Regions from separate parts of the Homo sapiens genome. Here region 1 is linked to region 2. A link is a loop called in an ENCODE intact Hi-C map of the cell type or tissue named here. Cell type or tissue: ascending aorta. All regions are shown on one strand.

The links. Hi-C counts contacts between places; a loop is a spot of excess contacts. Peaks named below come from ENCODE experiments on the same cell type or tissue, not always from the same donor. Only the 100,000 strongest peaks of a DNase experiment are listed, where the experiment ranks them.
Region 1: a loop joins it to region 2, with 6 times the contacts of the local background. A loop is called at or near these places in 3 of 110 quality-filtered maps.

What each region holds. Positions count from the first base shown.
Region 1 is chrX:51,392,251-51,400,250 of GRCh38, reverse strand. It overlaps LOC105373204 (a long non-coding RNA gene), which reads left to right and starts at 3,665. Exons shown (of 7, transcript XR_007068239.1): 1 at 3,665-4,155; 2 at 5,169-5,264. It also overlaps the pseudogene LOC100419238. In ascending aorta, a CTCF peak has its summit at 4,412; DNase peaks (open chromatin) are centred at 4,061 and 4,260; H3K4me3 peaks cover 1,837 bases; H3K27ac peaks cover 598 bases.
Region 2 is chrX:51,333,438-51,341,437 of GRCh38, reverse strand. NUDT10 (nudix hydrolase 10) reads right to left here. Exons shown (of 2, transcript NM_001304963.2): 1 at 7,979-8,000; 2 at 3,913-5,199. The coding sequence ends at 5,199. LOC105373204 (a long non-coding RNA gene) reads left to right here. Exons shown (of 7, transcript XR_007068239.1): 4 at 1,306-1,365. Among named protein-coding and RNA genes, the nearest start is that of NUDT10, 4.6 kb to the right of the region's middle. In ascending aorta, a CTCF peak has its summit at 4,659 (motif pointing left); no DNase peak of the experiment used is centred here; H3K4me3 peaks cover 440 bases.

The sequences.
Region 1 (8,000 bases), 59 kb before region 2:
AAGACCAGAGGTCATTAGAGGTCATCTTAGAATTCTGCCTGCCTCAGCCTGCCCTCTGGCCCTCAGTGATCCAGTATTTCCCACGTATAAAATACATTCAATCCATCCCACAGTCTCCAAATTTCTTTGTATTATGGCATCAGCTCAATTCCAAAAGCTCATCTGAATTTCATCATCTGAATCATGAACGGATGAGATTCCTGGGTATGATCCTATCCAGTAAAACTCCTAGGGCAAAATCCCTCTCCAACTGTGGACCATCAGCACTAAAGTGACAAGCTATCTTCCCCCAACACCACCACATACAATGATGGGACGGGCATAGGATAACATCTATAAACATTCTATTTTATACAGGAGAAAACAGAAGGCAGAAAAGAGGAGTTCCAAAGCAGTTTGGATATCCAGCTGACGTCTACTACCAGTCTGTCCAAGGGAATTTAGGCTTTCCCTGTCATGCATCTCAAAATTCTTCCAGCCTTTGCTTACTATCCAGTTCCAAAGCCACATCTACATTTTAAGGTGTTTACAGTGACTACACCTCACATCCAGGTATCAAAATCTATAGTGGTTTCTGTTGGTGTTAAACACATTGCTACAGTCTTAGCAGCTTACACCAACACTCATTTATTAGCTCACAGTTGTGTAGGTCAGAGGTCTGTGCACCATGTGACTGGTTTCCCTGCTCAAGGTCTCACAGGGTGAGATGCTCTTGGACTTCCTGTGTTCCTTTCTGGATCTCTGGGGAAGAAGCCCTTGCAGACTCATCTATGTTGCCAGCTGAGTCCAGTGCCCTGTAGCTGTAGTACTGAGGTCCCTCCATTCTTTTGCTGGCTGTCAACAAGGGGCAGCAACTCATCACCTAGAGGACTCCTGCAGTTCCTTGTCACGTGGCCCCCTCCAAATGCTCTCTCATGCTTCGAATCTCTCAGCAAAAACCTGGGCCCTTGTAAGTGCTCACCTGATTAGGTCTGCCTCACCTACTTTAAGGGCAACTGATTTGTGACCTTAATTATATCTGCAAGATCCTTTTTGCCATATGAAGTAATATAATCATAAAAGTAAGATCTCATCATATTTACAGGTTCCACCTACACCCAATGGGAAGAGATTATACCAAGACAAGAGTCATTGGAGATCACCTTAGAATTCTGCTTACCACACAAGTATATATCCAACAGAGATACATAAACCTGTTTTTCAAAAGACATAAGGATGTTCACAGTGGCATTATTGGAAATAGTCACAAACTAGAAACAACCTAAATATATATCAACAGTTGAATGAATAAATTGTGGTATATTAATACAATGGAATACTGTTCAGGAACGAAACAAGCAAATATCCCTACATGCAACAAAGTGTACAGATCTTAAAAGCATTCATATTGAGCAAAAGAAACCAGGCATAAAAATATACATAATTTATAATTCCATTTGTATAAAGTATAAAAAGCCGGCAAAACAATTCTATAGTAACATAGGTTAGAATAGTGCTTAAATTTCAGGGGTAATGACTAGGTAGGGGTATAACATAAGTTTCTGGGGTGCCAGTAATGTTCTATATTTTGGTCTTACTGGTTGTTACATGCATGTGTTCACTTTGTAAAAAGTCATCAACTTGTTGTCCCTTATGATTTGCACAATCTTCTATCTAAATGTTGTATTTCAATGATAAAAAAGATAACAGAAAGAAAAAAATTGTATGAAAGGCAAGAAGAGTTGACGGAAATATGATTCAGACTCACAATCCCTTGTGCACAAGTCTAACATTCAAAATGCTTTGAAAAACATACTTTTCCTGACTCATTTATCCATAAAACCTGATTTGAACTGACATGATGCTATTTGTAATCTTTAGATCTTGGAGTGAACATTTGTATGTTTCACTACAGAAATATCATTGTATTAGATTCCACAGTATTACTACAGGCCTTGACATAGATATTATGTATGTATGGGAGACAAATTCTGAACCATTTGGTCCCAAGAGTTTCACAGAAGCGATTGTGGATGTGTAGTAGTCGAGGATTTTAGTAGACAAGAACTTAGAACGACTGCAGAGTGCATCAGATTGATTGAATTTATTGAATTCTTTGTTCAGCACCTCAGATGATAGGATTTTTCTCCTTTGACCTATTGATATAATGGGTTAATTAAAATATTTCTTAATATTACACCATGCTCTCATGACTAGAAAACTACCAGGATATGATGGATTTTTATATACTGTGGAGGGTTAATTAAAATATTTCCTAATATTACATCATGCTCTCATGACTAGGAAACTACCAGGATATGATAGATTTTTATATACAGTTTAATTTTATGGACCCAAATTTTATTAATAAAAAATTAAATATAAGTTAATAAGTGAGAGAGATCCACATCTTTCTTTGTGTGTAGTGAACTATCTTTGCCAGGTTTTGGAATCAGAGTTTAGACTTCCTTCATTAAACAAATTTGGAAGATCTCTGTCTTTGCTTCTAGCTTCTAAACTTTTTTATTGGCTTAGGGATTTGTGATTCTTGAAAAGAACTGAAAGATCGTATTCAACTCTCCTTGTACTTTTATCAGTAATTTTGGTTCCCAATCCTAGTGGAAGAGTAACACCATTTTTTCTGATAAAGGCATGGCTATTCAAAAATGTGTAGAGGGAGAGAGGTATACATAACAGCAGATGGATTTGTGAGACTGTGCCAGTCAACCACTTACTTAGTGCATGACTTTCAGCAAGTTACCTAATCTTTTAAGCTTTAGTGTCTTCATCAGGGAAATGGGAATATAGTCCCTTCCCTTGCATTGTTTCCTCTAAATTTTGTGAAGTACAATTTAAAAATTATTACTTAAGCCAATTAATGTTCAAACAGTAGCATTTGGATCAAGAGTAAAATGTGCACGTTAATTTATAAACAGTCACAACTAACATTAACAAGTAAGTGGTAATAACTGTTTTAGGAATTGTATGTATTTTTGAGCATTTATTTAATCTTGAAATTAAACTTGGTATTTCTACGTATTTTTCTATGTAGAATTTATATAGATTATTTCTACATAAAATGCATCACTTATTCTTTAATTTTCTCAAAATAATATACATACATGATCTTAAAAGTTCTTAAAGAATAACACTAGCCTTTAATGAAACCAGAAATCATTTGAATCTAAATCCATACTCGCCCCCACTCCTGCTCTGGCTCCCTGAGAAAACTTCTTTCAACTATTTTTTCTGCTTCTCAGGCATTTACCATGATATTTCTAAATCATAGGCTTATAGTGATTGTAGTATATTGCAAAAATGGTCACAAGCGAGACTTCTGGTTTCAGCTCTTTCATGTAAAGAAGCTGGAAATTGTCACCCCACCCCCTTCTTCCAACAAGAAAAAGATGAACAAACTGAATCAATGGCTTTAAAAAAATACTTATCAGAGAAATGAGGCTGCAGGGTAAGCCACTACTCTGAAAGACAGATCCAGGGCGTCACTTAAATGGCAAATTTGCTGAATTGCTTCCGGCTGAATGCGGACTAGCATGAGAGTAAGGGGGCCTCTACATGTTCATGGTCTTTACCTTTAGGAAAATGTTGCCTTGTCCAGGAAGTGAGGGGTGACGCCGTACACCCGGTGTCAGACAGCTGTGTGGCAACTCTTCACCCCACACCTGCTGCAGAAACTACGCAGCGCCGGTGTGTGTTGGGTCGGTGATAATGCTTTGATGCTCTCTGCGCCCTGGAGGAGCGTGAAGCCGGAGGTTGCTAAGTGGAAGTGCAGGTGCTGCTGCTTCTTGCACAAACTGCAGTTGTAATCCAGGATTCACGGGCCTGTAGGGGCTCAGACTTCAAATTGAACCGCGCCTCGGCGGCAGCCACAGGTGTAATACACGAGGCCCAGGTACCAGAAGGTGTCCAGCAGGGCCTTGGCGGCGCCCTAGCAGCTGAGGTCCAGCCGCTGCGCGCCCAGGTTCATCTCATTAGTGGACGCCGCGGGCCCGCGAGTTCGGAGCAGCGCGTGTATCTGTGGGTCTTTGGGGCTGGCCTCGCTAGCCTACCAGCTTCCTTTCGGTGATGCTCTTTGCTACCGCCAGGCTCCTGACCCCAGCTTGGACAGCAGGCCGCCGAGCGCCCCTGACGCCCGTTACCGAGATGGCTGCGCAGAAGGTACAGCAGGGGTGGGGGAGGGGAGCAAGCAGAGGAGGGATCCCTGGGTTGCTCTTGGCTGCGTGGTTGGGTGGCGGTTCTCCTTCTTACTCGGCCCATGGCATCCTCAGCCATGAACATAAATCCGGCCAAGTCGTGGCCCCGCAGCGTGGGCTGCGCGGTTGGGTGTTTGGGGGGAGGGGAGTTTCCGGTTCTAAGAACTTACTGGGCTGCTTCTTAGTCTGCACTACCAAGATTGGCCACTTGTTGAAAATGGGTCCGGGAGACCCTTCCCTTTATCTCAAAATGACAGCTTTACTGGTGTAACATGTTGGTAAACTGTATTTGCAGCCCCTTCTCCCAAGAGGTATTTTTACATTGTCCACACATAGGTATGGAGATTGCCTATGCTGCCGTCCTTGTGTGCGTTGGCATTACATACCAGGGTTTCCGTGCTCATGCTGTTACATACCTGCCCTGTAACCATGGAAATGACTCCGAAGTTCTCTGGTTCCCAGTAATCTCATATTTTAAAAAAGGGAATAATATATCCCAGATGCAATGGGGAGTTTATTTATTTGAAATATTTAATACAGCAGAGAGGAACTGGATATATTATATATATGTATATATATACATATTATTTCTAAACTTTTTTTTCAATAAGTTTTCAGTTTTCGTTGGATGTATTTTTAGTTTTTGTGCCAAGATTCAGGAAGTGTTCTGGTTGCTGGGTGGGTAAAAGCCAACATAACTCGATCCTTTTCCTCAAGCATCTCACAGTCTTGTGTGGTAGCCAGACACACAGAAAAATTACATGAAAGGGCTTCAAGTGAAGAATTGTAAGTCGTTTAGGAGTATGATGAGAATGCATAGAGAGACACAAAGAGAAAAGCTGCAGACTGAGATGGACTGGGGATGAATGGTTAAAGAAGAAACAGGAAACTTGAGAGAGCTGTCTCCTTGTAAGTGTGAGGCTCATCTGTTTTTGACAATTCCACTAATCTTTGGGTTCACATTCTTGGTTCTTTCAGGGTAACCCAGAATGACATCTATGCCTTTCATCTGTAAAATAACAACAACAGTGGGCTCTGGGAACACAGACTAAGACTCCTTAACCACAGCCATAGGTAGGTGGGCAGGATCAGCATAGGCTCCTCTCAGAGGACGTGATTGTGAAGCAGATACTATTATTATCTCAATTTACAGAAGAGTCGTCTGAGAGCCAGAGAGTTTATGTAACTTACCCAAGGTCTCATAGCAAGGCAGAGGTGGAAACCGTTTTCAACTCCAGGTCTGTCTGGCCCCAGTGTCTCATGCAGTTTTCATTACCTTGAGCTCACCCTTAGTGACAATGTCATTCATTTTTATTCTCAACCGCATCTTCCAGGCATTGCTTGCCTCGGGATTGTTTTAAAAAAATTGCTGAATACAGTGAAGAAACGTATTGGAAGACATCTTCCAAGGAAAAACCCTAAATACTGATGCTTTATTGGAAACAATGACTTAAGTGATAGGACCAGGATTAGAATGCAGGTGTGTCGTATCTGACTCCGAAGCCTATGTCATTTTCACTGCATGTGTTAGTACATAATATTAAATCCTCTTTTGTTTTTTCTTCTCTGTAGTGATGCTGAAAATTGACTAGGATTGGGCAAGATTTTTTTTTTTGAGGCGGAGTCTCACTTTGTTGCCCAGGCTGGAGTGCAGTGGCACGATCTTGGCTCATTGCAACCTCCACCTTCCGGATTCAAGCAATCGATCCTTGTACCTCAGCCTCCCAACTTGCTGGGATTACAGGAATCCACCAGCATGCCGGGCTAATTTTTGTATTTTTAGTAGAGACGGGGTTTCGCCATGTTGGCCAGGCTGGTCTCAAACTCCTGACCTCAGGTAATCTGCCGGCCTTGGCCTCCCAAAGGAGGGATTACAGGTGTGAGCCACCATGCCTGGCCTAAGATTTTTGTTTTAAGTAGAGTTTTAGAATGATATTTTAGTTCTCAGAATTTATTTTTCCTACCTCAGCTACACTCTAGTTTCTTTGTAAAAATATATAAATGTTCTTTATTTGACATATATAAATTAATGGTAACAACTATCATTTACTCATCCACTGTATATGCTTATAGTACCTTTGAAATAAGTAGTATTATGATCCCCATTTTATGTGATAATAATTGCTAACTTTAATAACGATTTAACATTTGCATAGTGCTATTCTATCAGGTTTCATCACAATTTAATCCTTCCAGAAGCTCTAAGAGAAATGAATTATTACAAAGCTTATTTTTCAAATGAGAGAACTGAGGCATAGAGAGGGTCAGAAAATTTCTTATGGTCACACTAGAAGTTAGTAATGAAGCTGATATGAACCCAGGCAACCTGACCCTGAAGTCTTGTGTTTCTCTCTCCCATTTACTGACTCATACGTGCACTATGAGTCAATTCACTACATGGAGGAGGACATAGGAGCTTGGCCAGGCCCCTCTGCTATGAAATTGGCAGCAGAGATTCAAATCCAGGTATGTGTGATTCTAAATCACACATAATCTACTCCCCTTGTTCCTTTCCCTCAAAATGATTGCCCCTTCTATTCTATTTCATTGACACTGTACAGTGAGAAGGTGTTTGTTAAACACCTACAGTACAGTGAGGCTTAGAGAGGAAAATCAGAGAAATAGTTCTGCCCTGAAAGCTCTCACAATCTGGTGGGAGAGACAAACACATAGGTAATTTTATTAGAGTGTTGTAAATGTTATGGTAAAGGAAGACTTTTTGGAAGAGATGGCACTTCAGTTATGTGTAAATGGATAAGCAGATGGTTTAAGAGATACGGGGGTAATTCAGACAAAAAAGAATTGTGTGAGCAATGGCTCAGAGGTTAGAAATAGAATGGTGTATGGGTGAAGTGGAGCTGCAAACACACGTGTTAAATGTGAATGGAAATGGTGTAGGGAGATGATTTTAATGAGATTAGCAAGAGTAAGATTATGAGGAACCTTGAATGCCATGCTAAGGACTCAAAGACATATATCATGTCACCTCTGTTGTAACCTTCCTTCCCAATTCCTATTCTTGGCATCTCAGAACTTCCAGAGGCTTGATAGAACAGAATATAAGAGAATTATATTTTTGGTTCCTAGGGGGTAGGGTGAGGAAGGCATCCAGAAGGAGTGAGCCAGCAGACAGGAGAGGGTACAGGTAGGGACTACATAATGGAAGGGTTTATATCAGTGTGTCAGAGAAAGAAGATTCAAGAAAGAGATTGGTGATTTACTGAAATCCTCATTGCTGGCTTCATCCTTATTCTGAAGATCCTACGATGCCTGGAGAAATTCTAGGCCTCACATCTGGTGAGTATGAAAGGAGTATGTGTGTGTACATATGTAAGATAGAATGAACCTGAAGCTAAGTCTGATTTCTAGATCTAGATTGGTGTAGAGTGAAGAATAATTGGCTATAGTGGCATAGGAACCAGACGATGGGGTGGGGGAGAGCTAACTTACATTTAACATATCTATATCTATAGTTTTCTCATTAAGAGCATGAGACTAAAGATAAGTCCAGTGTTCAGAAGGGAATTGTCAGTATTTGTTTCCATCCCTGACCAACCAACCATCTTTTGACTTATGCATTCTTTTAGTAGATATAGTAAGTCTTGGTTGTGCTCTGATCTGGAAGCCAGTCTTAATTTTTTCAAGTAAAGATACATAAATTTATGCAAATCATAAGTGTACAAGCTGATGGTTTTTCTTTTTTTCTTTTTTTAATTTTTGTGGGTACATATTAGGTATATATATTTATGGGGTACATGAGGTATTTTGATACAGGAATACAATGCATTGTATTCAAATCAGGGAAAATAG
Region 2 (8,000 bases):
CCTGGGTCACTAATTGACCCCCTCTGTAAGTATTTAGACCCTTAGGTTATTGCCAATTATATGGTTGTCTGGTTTGGACAATGGCAGCAACAGAAATTCCTTATCCAGTGTCTTTTTTGGGGTATGGAACTCTGGGAATCTCTTGCCTCACAGATACCAAAATATAAGTCAATACCATACATGCCTTTACATATAATAAAACTATAATACAAGGCCTCATTAAGACACTCGTTACTGCCGTTAGAGTTCCAGATGCCATTTATTGCCACCAAGACATTCATTTCACTTCCCAGAATACACAATGCTGAGCTCTAGAATGAGACAGTTGATGGAACTTTCATCTTTCTTACAGGTATCAGGCTACAGACCTCATAGAGCACCATAATGGATTATTTAAATCTGTTTGAATTCAACTACAAAAACGTAGTACATTTTATTTCTCGAACATCAGGAGTAAATTGTAATAAGGAAGCTGTCTTTTTTTTTTTTTTGGATGTTTGCTGACAGCATCTAAGCCTCACCTCAGTTCTCCTTAAGCCCTGCATTTGGACAAGCTAATGAAATTCCTGGGTGCTCTCTCCTTTGTTGTTGAAAGGAGTTTCAAACCATGCAAGTCCCCAGCTGCACATTGGAACCCTCACCCCAGCACCCCTAACCACCATAAAAACTGTAAGCTAGTCTCCTTTCCTAGCTCTATCAAGACATTTTCAGATCAGCTTTGGAAGCCTGCCTTGCTCTCCCAAAAGAGCCTCATTATGCGAGTAATAAACCTTTGAATACCCTGTTGATGTATATACAGCATTATCGCTCTTGATATCTAAACCAAATTTTGCATGGGGTCCATTCTGTATCTTTAGAGTGGCCACAACAGGTGGCTTATGTTTGTAAAAAGAATCCTTAGGTGGATATATGAAAGGAGAGTGGAGTTGTAGGGGAATGGCTCCTCCATGATGGCCTGGCACCCTTGCATATATCCATGTAGGCTTGAACTGCAGCTAATCTGAGTTTTGGTTAATTGTTTTGTGATCCTCCCAGAACACAAGAAGATCAGAGGCTGTAAGGAGCTGCTATAAGGCCTTCTCCCAGTCACTTCCCTCTCTCTCCTGAGAGGCTGTCTTGAATGAATTTCTCATCACTTACCAGATTCTGATGAGGTATGGAGCTTTCCTTCCTGTGCCTTTTAGAATAGAGCTGCGGAATATATAGCCACTCAGCCGCAGTATAGATTTGGCTCCTCAGCCAGGGAGTATCCCTCAACTTGCATTATAGTCATCTAGCCCCTTTTGTTTCTTTGTTGTCTTTTAGGGTATATGAGACAAGGACCTGGGGAGTTGGCCTCTTTGGTTCATTCTTTGTACTGTTTATGTAAGTACTAAACTGTCTCAATCTAAAAGTGGTTCCTTGTATTTTTACCAGTCAAATCAGTCAGGCTTTAGCCTTGTCTATATGAGCTTGTTACCATATAATCCTAATAATCCTAATTGCTGTCTATGTTTTTTACCTGTAAATTAAAATAATTAGGATACTTGTGTTCATTCAAAGGTTCTTACATTAAATAAATACTGAAGGATTACCATGTTCTTAAATCATTTGTATTTGGGAAGCTTTAAGCCTTCAGTGAATTATCAAATGCAGCTGTGGGCCAATTTAGCACCTAAGGGAATATCACACAGTCCTTTATGAAGCTAAGAAGTCAGGAATATATTGGTACTGGAAAATCCTGAAAAATAAAGGCATGGTTTATAGATGAAATATTCTTCCCAATAAAGGGAAACTTAAAAGAGAAACTTGATCAGAGATCACAGTCTTACGGTATCTCATTTTTCATATTTTCAGGTAAACAAATACCTGGCAAAATAATAGCTATGTGTTTTTCACAAGTAGGAGGTGTGGCAACCATTTATATAATAAACATGTTAGGAACATCTGTGGGATGCCATATTCCAGGCTCTGTGCCCGACTCAGGACACAGAGACAACCCAGTCTGGCTCTCAAAGCTAGTGGACCTCAGAATTAAGAAGACAGAGACATTCAGGCTAATAAGTATACTTTTGATAAGAACTATGACAAAACAGGGCTGGGCATGGTAGCTCACACCTGTAATCCCAGCACTTTGGGAGGCCAAGCCAAGTAGATGGCTAGAGCCCCAGAGTTTGAGACCAGCCTGGGCAACATGGCGAGACTCCATCTCTACAAAAACTGAAAAAATAGCCAAGTGTGGTGGTACACATCTGTAGTCCCAGTTACTCTAGAGGCTAAGGCAGGGGGATCTCTCGAGCCCAGGAATTTGAGGCTGCAATGAGCTATGATCATGCCACTGCACTCCTGTTAGGGCAACAGAGCAAGAGCCCATCTGTATGAAAAAAGAACTATTTCAAAAAATATCAAGAAGGGCTTCTCAGAAGCAGTGATTTACAAAAGTAGGGACTGTAATTACCGCAAATTTACAGATGAGAAAATTGAAAATTAGAGAGGTAAACTAATCTGGCAGAGGCCATACAGCCTCTGGTCAAGACAGTTTTGAGCTATAGCTTGTTGGATTCCGAATCACTAAATTGTTTTAATTTACATCCACCAAACTACAGCTTCCCTGGCTCTGCTTGCCTCTAAACTTAAAAAAAAATCTGCTGGCCGGGCGCGGTGTCTCACGCCTGTAATCCCAGCACTTTGGGAGGCCGAGACGGGCAGATCACGAGGTCAGGAGATTGAGACCATCCTGGCTAACACCGTGAAACCCCGTCTCTACTAAAAATACAAAAAATTAGCCGGGCGTGGTGGTGGGCGCCTGTAGTCCCAGCTACTTGGGAGGCTGAGGCAGGAGAATGGTGTGAACCCGGGAGGCGGAGCTTGCAGTGAGCCAAGATCGTGCCACTGCACTCTAGCCTGGGTGACAGAGCAAGACTCCATCTCAAAAAAAAAAAAAATCTGCTACAATCAGAGTAGACTCAAATTAGAAAACAATTTCCAGGGAAAACTTGATGAAAGTTTTTCTGGTATATCATGGTGCCTTCTCACAGGGGAATCTTGGAACTGAAAGCTCTGTCCAGCTATGACTGGTAAAGGGCTCTAAGGTAAACTTTTCACCTCCCCTTTTCCCAGTAACAGTTGGTTCTGGGGAGTTGCTTGCTCTTGGGATTGGAACACACTTAAAGAACAGAAGTAGAAGGGGCAGCTTCAGCTTCAGTACTTCACACTTAGGAAGGAATTCATCTTCCCTAGGAGGGACCTTTAATACTCTTCTCACTTTCTGCCTGTTCCTTCTTGACTCACAAAAACATCAGGACAGACACCATGTTTGTTGATGTAAGCACAGCCTTTACAGAATTTTAGCCTTTGCAGAAATTTAAGCACAGTCCAGAACTGAAGGAGTATCTGCAATCTGTGAAATGCAAAATGGTCCACTGAAGTCAGGAATGTTAACTGCTTAATTTCCTTTTTTACCTACCTTCAAATATAACTTTAAACTTAATTATGTGCAGCTAACAAGTTTACAGCTATTGTTCCCTTAAAAACTATTCAAAAAGTGGCTTATGTAGATTTTTATAAAATTCCATAAACTTTCTCCTTGGAGACTCCACCTCTTTGATTTTTCACATTTGTATGAACTGGTATGTAGGTGTTATCAAAACCCCTGCTCAACAGCATATAAGAATCCATTCTTATTTTCTAGTATGAATAAATAAGAATCTAGCTTTTCCTATTTCAATGGGCCAAATTAAAAGAAAAAACTGCTAACATTGGTCTACAGCAAGGGAACTGCTAGCCACTCCAGGGTATTTCTCCCTTCTCTTTTTGGGCATTTGACCCCTTGGGCCAGAAGCGGTATGCCACAGCCAACCTTTTTTAAACAATCTAAATATTTTCCTTTTTTTCTACCTTATATATTAGGCTTAATAAGAATAACTCCAGTAATTATTTTTATAAACTTTATTACGGAAAATGCCAAACATACAAAAATAGAGATGAACATATATAATGAACCATCATTTTAGCCATCACCCAGCTTCAACAATTATCAAGGCCAATTTCGTTTCATCAATATTTCCAATGCACTTAACATCCAGACTTATTATTTTGAAGCAAATTCCAAGAATCATATCATATCAGCCACAGATGTTTGAGAATGTAGATGAGGACCCTTCTTTCTAACATAATGATAAAACCATTATTCTAATACCAAATACCCCACCAATGTTCAAATTACCCCGATTGTCTCATAAATGTATTCGTTTTACAGTTCGGTCAAATCACAATTCAAATAAGATCCAATTAACAATTGGTTAATATGTCTCTTAAGTCTCTTTAAATCTATAGGTTCATCCTCCATCTTTCATCCTTGCAAGTTATTTACAGAAGAAACTAGGTCATGTGTCCTGTAGTTTCTTATAGTCTGGATTCTGCTGATCTCATCTCCATGGTGTAAAATAATGTTTCTCTGCCCTATTTTCTAAAGATTAGGAATTATTTCTAGGGGCATGGTCAAATTTAGGTTCAATGTTTGGGCAAATATTTTAAGAGACGGAGTCTCATTATATTGCTCAGGCTAGACTAAAGCTCCTGGGCTCAAGCTATTCTTCTGCCTCAGCCTCCTGAGGCAGACGCGTAACACTGTGCCTGGCTTTGCAAATATATTTTACAGATAGTGTAGTATACTGCCATCTGGAGGCACACATCTGGGATGACACAGACATAGGAGTAAGAATTTTTGCTTTCTAGTATCTCACAGCTGCCTTGAAGCAGTTGTGTGACACTTGATAAACAAAAGTCACATATATGCTAGACAGATTAGAAAGGGATTGTTTAACCATTCAGTATCATTACAAAATATGAACTACTGAAACAAATCTTCAGTGATGTCTACCATATTCTAAGCAATATCTTATATGCTAGATATATAAAAAAGACTAAGGAAACAAGTTCCTGGCATTCAAGGGCGTATACTCTGCCGGGAAATACAGACACATAAGAGCACAAAAAAGGCCACAGGTGCCAAGTTAGAATTATGTACAGATACAGCGGTAGTGCAACAACCTGGAGAATAGTCATTGTAATAAACAGGGAAGAAGTGTCCAAAAGCATAGGATGAGCTGTGTCCTTGGAGTGTGAAAGAGCTCATCTGTGCTTCACAATTCCATTCATCCATCCATTCACATACTTGATTCTTTCAAAGTAAATCTGAACAACATCTATGCCATTCACCTAAAAAGAAAAATTCTTATTAATAGGGTTTTATTGGTTCATCCATTCCTCTAATCAACAAATACTTATTGAGCACCTACTATGGCTCATCAACCATTTTGAATTGGAAAAGCCTTCAGTGAATTATCGAATGCAGTTTCACTGTGAGGCCAGATGAGAGCCTGAGGGAATAACAGATTGTCCCAGGTACATTATGAAGCTCAGAAATCGGGAATACACTTGTAGACATTTCTAATCTGTGGATCAAAGACAAATGTCTCCAAATTTCAGGCACTGTTCTAGGCTCTGAGGATATGGGGGAGGATTCAGTCTGGGTCCTAGTCCTCAAAAAGTCCATATTCTAATAGGCCAACAGTCATTCAGAAAGATGATTGCAATACAAGAATGATGCTGAGAATATTTGTTTTGACTGATGCTTCCACAAAAGGAACTCTGAAAAATAAAACTCTGGCCAGCTGTTAGTGCTGTAAGCTCTAATCTCCCTTTTCCCAGTCAACAACTATGGAGGGAGGACATGCTTTTTCTTACAATTGAACTCCACTTAAAGGCAAGTGAGACAAGGAGCAGCTCCAGCATCAGAGCCCTTTAAACCATCTATCCCACAAGGGCCCTCTAATGTTGCTGTTTCTTTACAAGCTCTTACACATACACACTTCAATTTTTATCAATTTTCTACAGGACTTAAAAATATTTATGGCCACCTTTCACCCCTTTCAGGGTTACTTCTTTCAAAGGTGACCTGATCAACAGAACATAGGTTTCTTAGAAAATATGTTAACCATCCAGAGCAAATTCTGTATCAAGCAACCAAACTTACCTTTACTCCAACATGTCGTCTTCAAATTTTTTTTAGAATAAGAAAAAGTAGGCACTTGTCCATTGGGGGACAGGGACGAGGGGGAAAATCAGTCTTTTTTTTTTTTTTTTTTTTTTGAGACGGTCGCCCAGGCTGGAGTGCAGTGGCACGATCTCGGCTCGCTGCAACCTCCGCCTCCCGGGATCAAGCGATTCTCCTACCTCAGCCTCCCGAGTAGCTGGGATTACAGGCGCACACCACGATGCCCAGCTAGTTTTTGTATTTTTAGTAGAGACGGGGTTTCACCATGCTGGCCAGGCTGATCTTGATCTCCTAACCTCGTTATCTGCCCGCCTCGGCCTTCCAAAGTGCTGGGATTACAGGCGTGAGCCACCGCGCCCGGTCCCCCAGCCCCCACCCATACTCTCTTCAAAAACTAGACATTTCCTCAACTGTCATGGGAGATGAAATCCAGAAGAGGAACCTAGAATTTACATAGCGAAACCCAAAATTTCTTAATAGAAAGTGCGTAACAGTGACCCATAGAACAAGACTCCATCTCAAAAAAAAAAGTTAAGGGACCCCAATACCTGTCAATAATGTTTAAGAGATATGACATAGTCTAGGTTGCTCTAGAAATTAGGAATGATCTTTTCATTCGAATACCCTCTTCACAAAATAGGTTTTCCTTCTACCTAATGTCAGACATGGCTGGGGGAACAGCGGAAGGTCCAGAAGAGAGATTTAGCTATTCTAGATGGGATTCCTGACTTCAAGCAAGTACTGAGGCAAACGTGAGAGCTTTTAATTTGGCACCCAGAAAAGGTGGTACTGTGAGACAAAACAATTACTCTCTATCATTGAGAGATTGTTCAGGAATCCTAATAGTTTGACAATTCTGTACCAGCTGAACATCGCTAGAGCTAACTCTGTTGGGATGTAATCACCACAAAAGATTCCATTCCTGTGGTTACTGGGAGTCAGGGAGGTTAAGCGGAATGTCACTACATTCAAATATGGAATGGAAACCACTTTCTTTCAAAAACAAACTTAAATCCAGAGAACCATGGTTCTTCTATGGTATCCAGTAAGGGGCAATGGGAGTTGGAAGTTGAGTATGGGAAATCAAATTCTGTGAATACAGTTTTTCTGATCAGATGCGTTTGGCTAGCAGATCCCCAGCAGCATCTATTCAGTAAGGTTAATCTACATGGGAAATAGCGATTTAAAGTCAGCAGTGAAAAATTACTTGTGAAAATTTTTTGAAAACCAAATGACCTACATAGAAATAGAAAAAGAAATTTCTGAAAGGGGCAAATGAGATACCACTTCAGAGGCTAGAGCGACTGTCGAGTGCAGAAAGAGCACAAGATGTAGGATTTCCTAATGTTTTTACGAATTCAAAACTGATTTTTTAAACCAACTCCCACCACAGAAGGCCTCCCTGACAACAAGGGCGAACGCTGTGAAGGAGAAAACAACTCAAGGGAAAAAAATACTAAAAGATGCCACACAACCAAGCTGGTCAGACTTTAAAGGCCTCCACTACCAAACAAACCACAAGGCTGGTATCAAAAATGTGCACGCACCCACGAATATGTGTGAAATATAAAAGAACCAAAAACATCACAGGGCGCACAGGCAGACACACACACTCCCCGCCCACCCCTCGCCCCCCACCCCCCCCCCCCCCGCCCAAAAGCAGGGTGAACAGTTACAGCACCTAAAACCCCAAGCGGCATAGGCTTCTCCGAAACATTTTACAGGGTAACCAAGAAGCGATTTTGAAAGCAACTGAAAAACGTGCCAACTGAAAACAGGGCCTGGCAACAGTTTGCAAGCGTGATTCAGAGGGTCTGCCAAGGAAACAAAAGCCTCCCTCCTGCCCATGAGACCGCACATGGTACGAGAGGTGCTCCAGGCGGGATGCATTTTAAGCAAGGCAGACAAACAGAAGTCTGTGCGGGCGCAAGCGGTACATACTAGGGATCGCTATCTGGCGAGG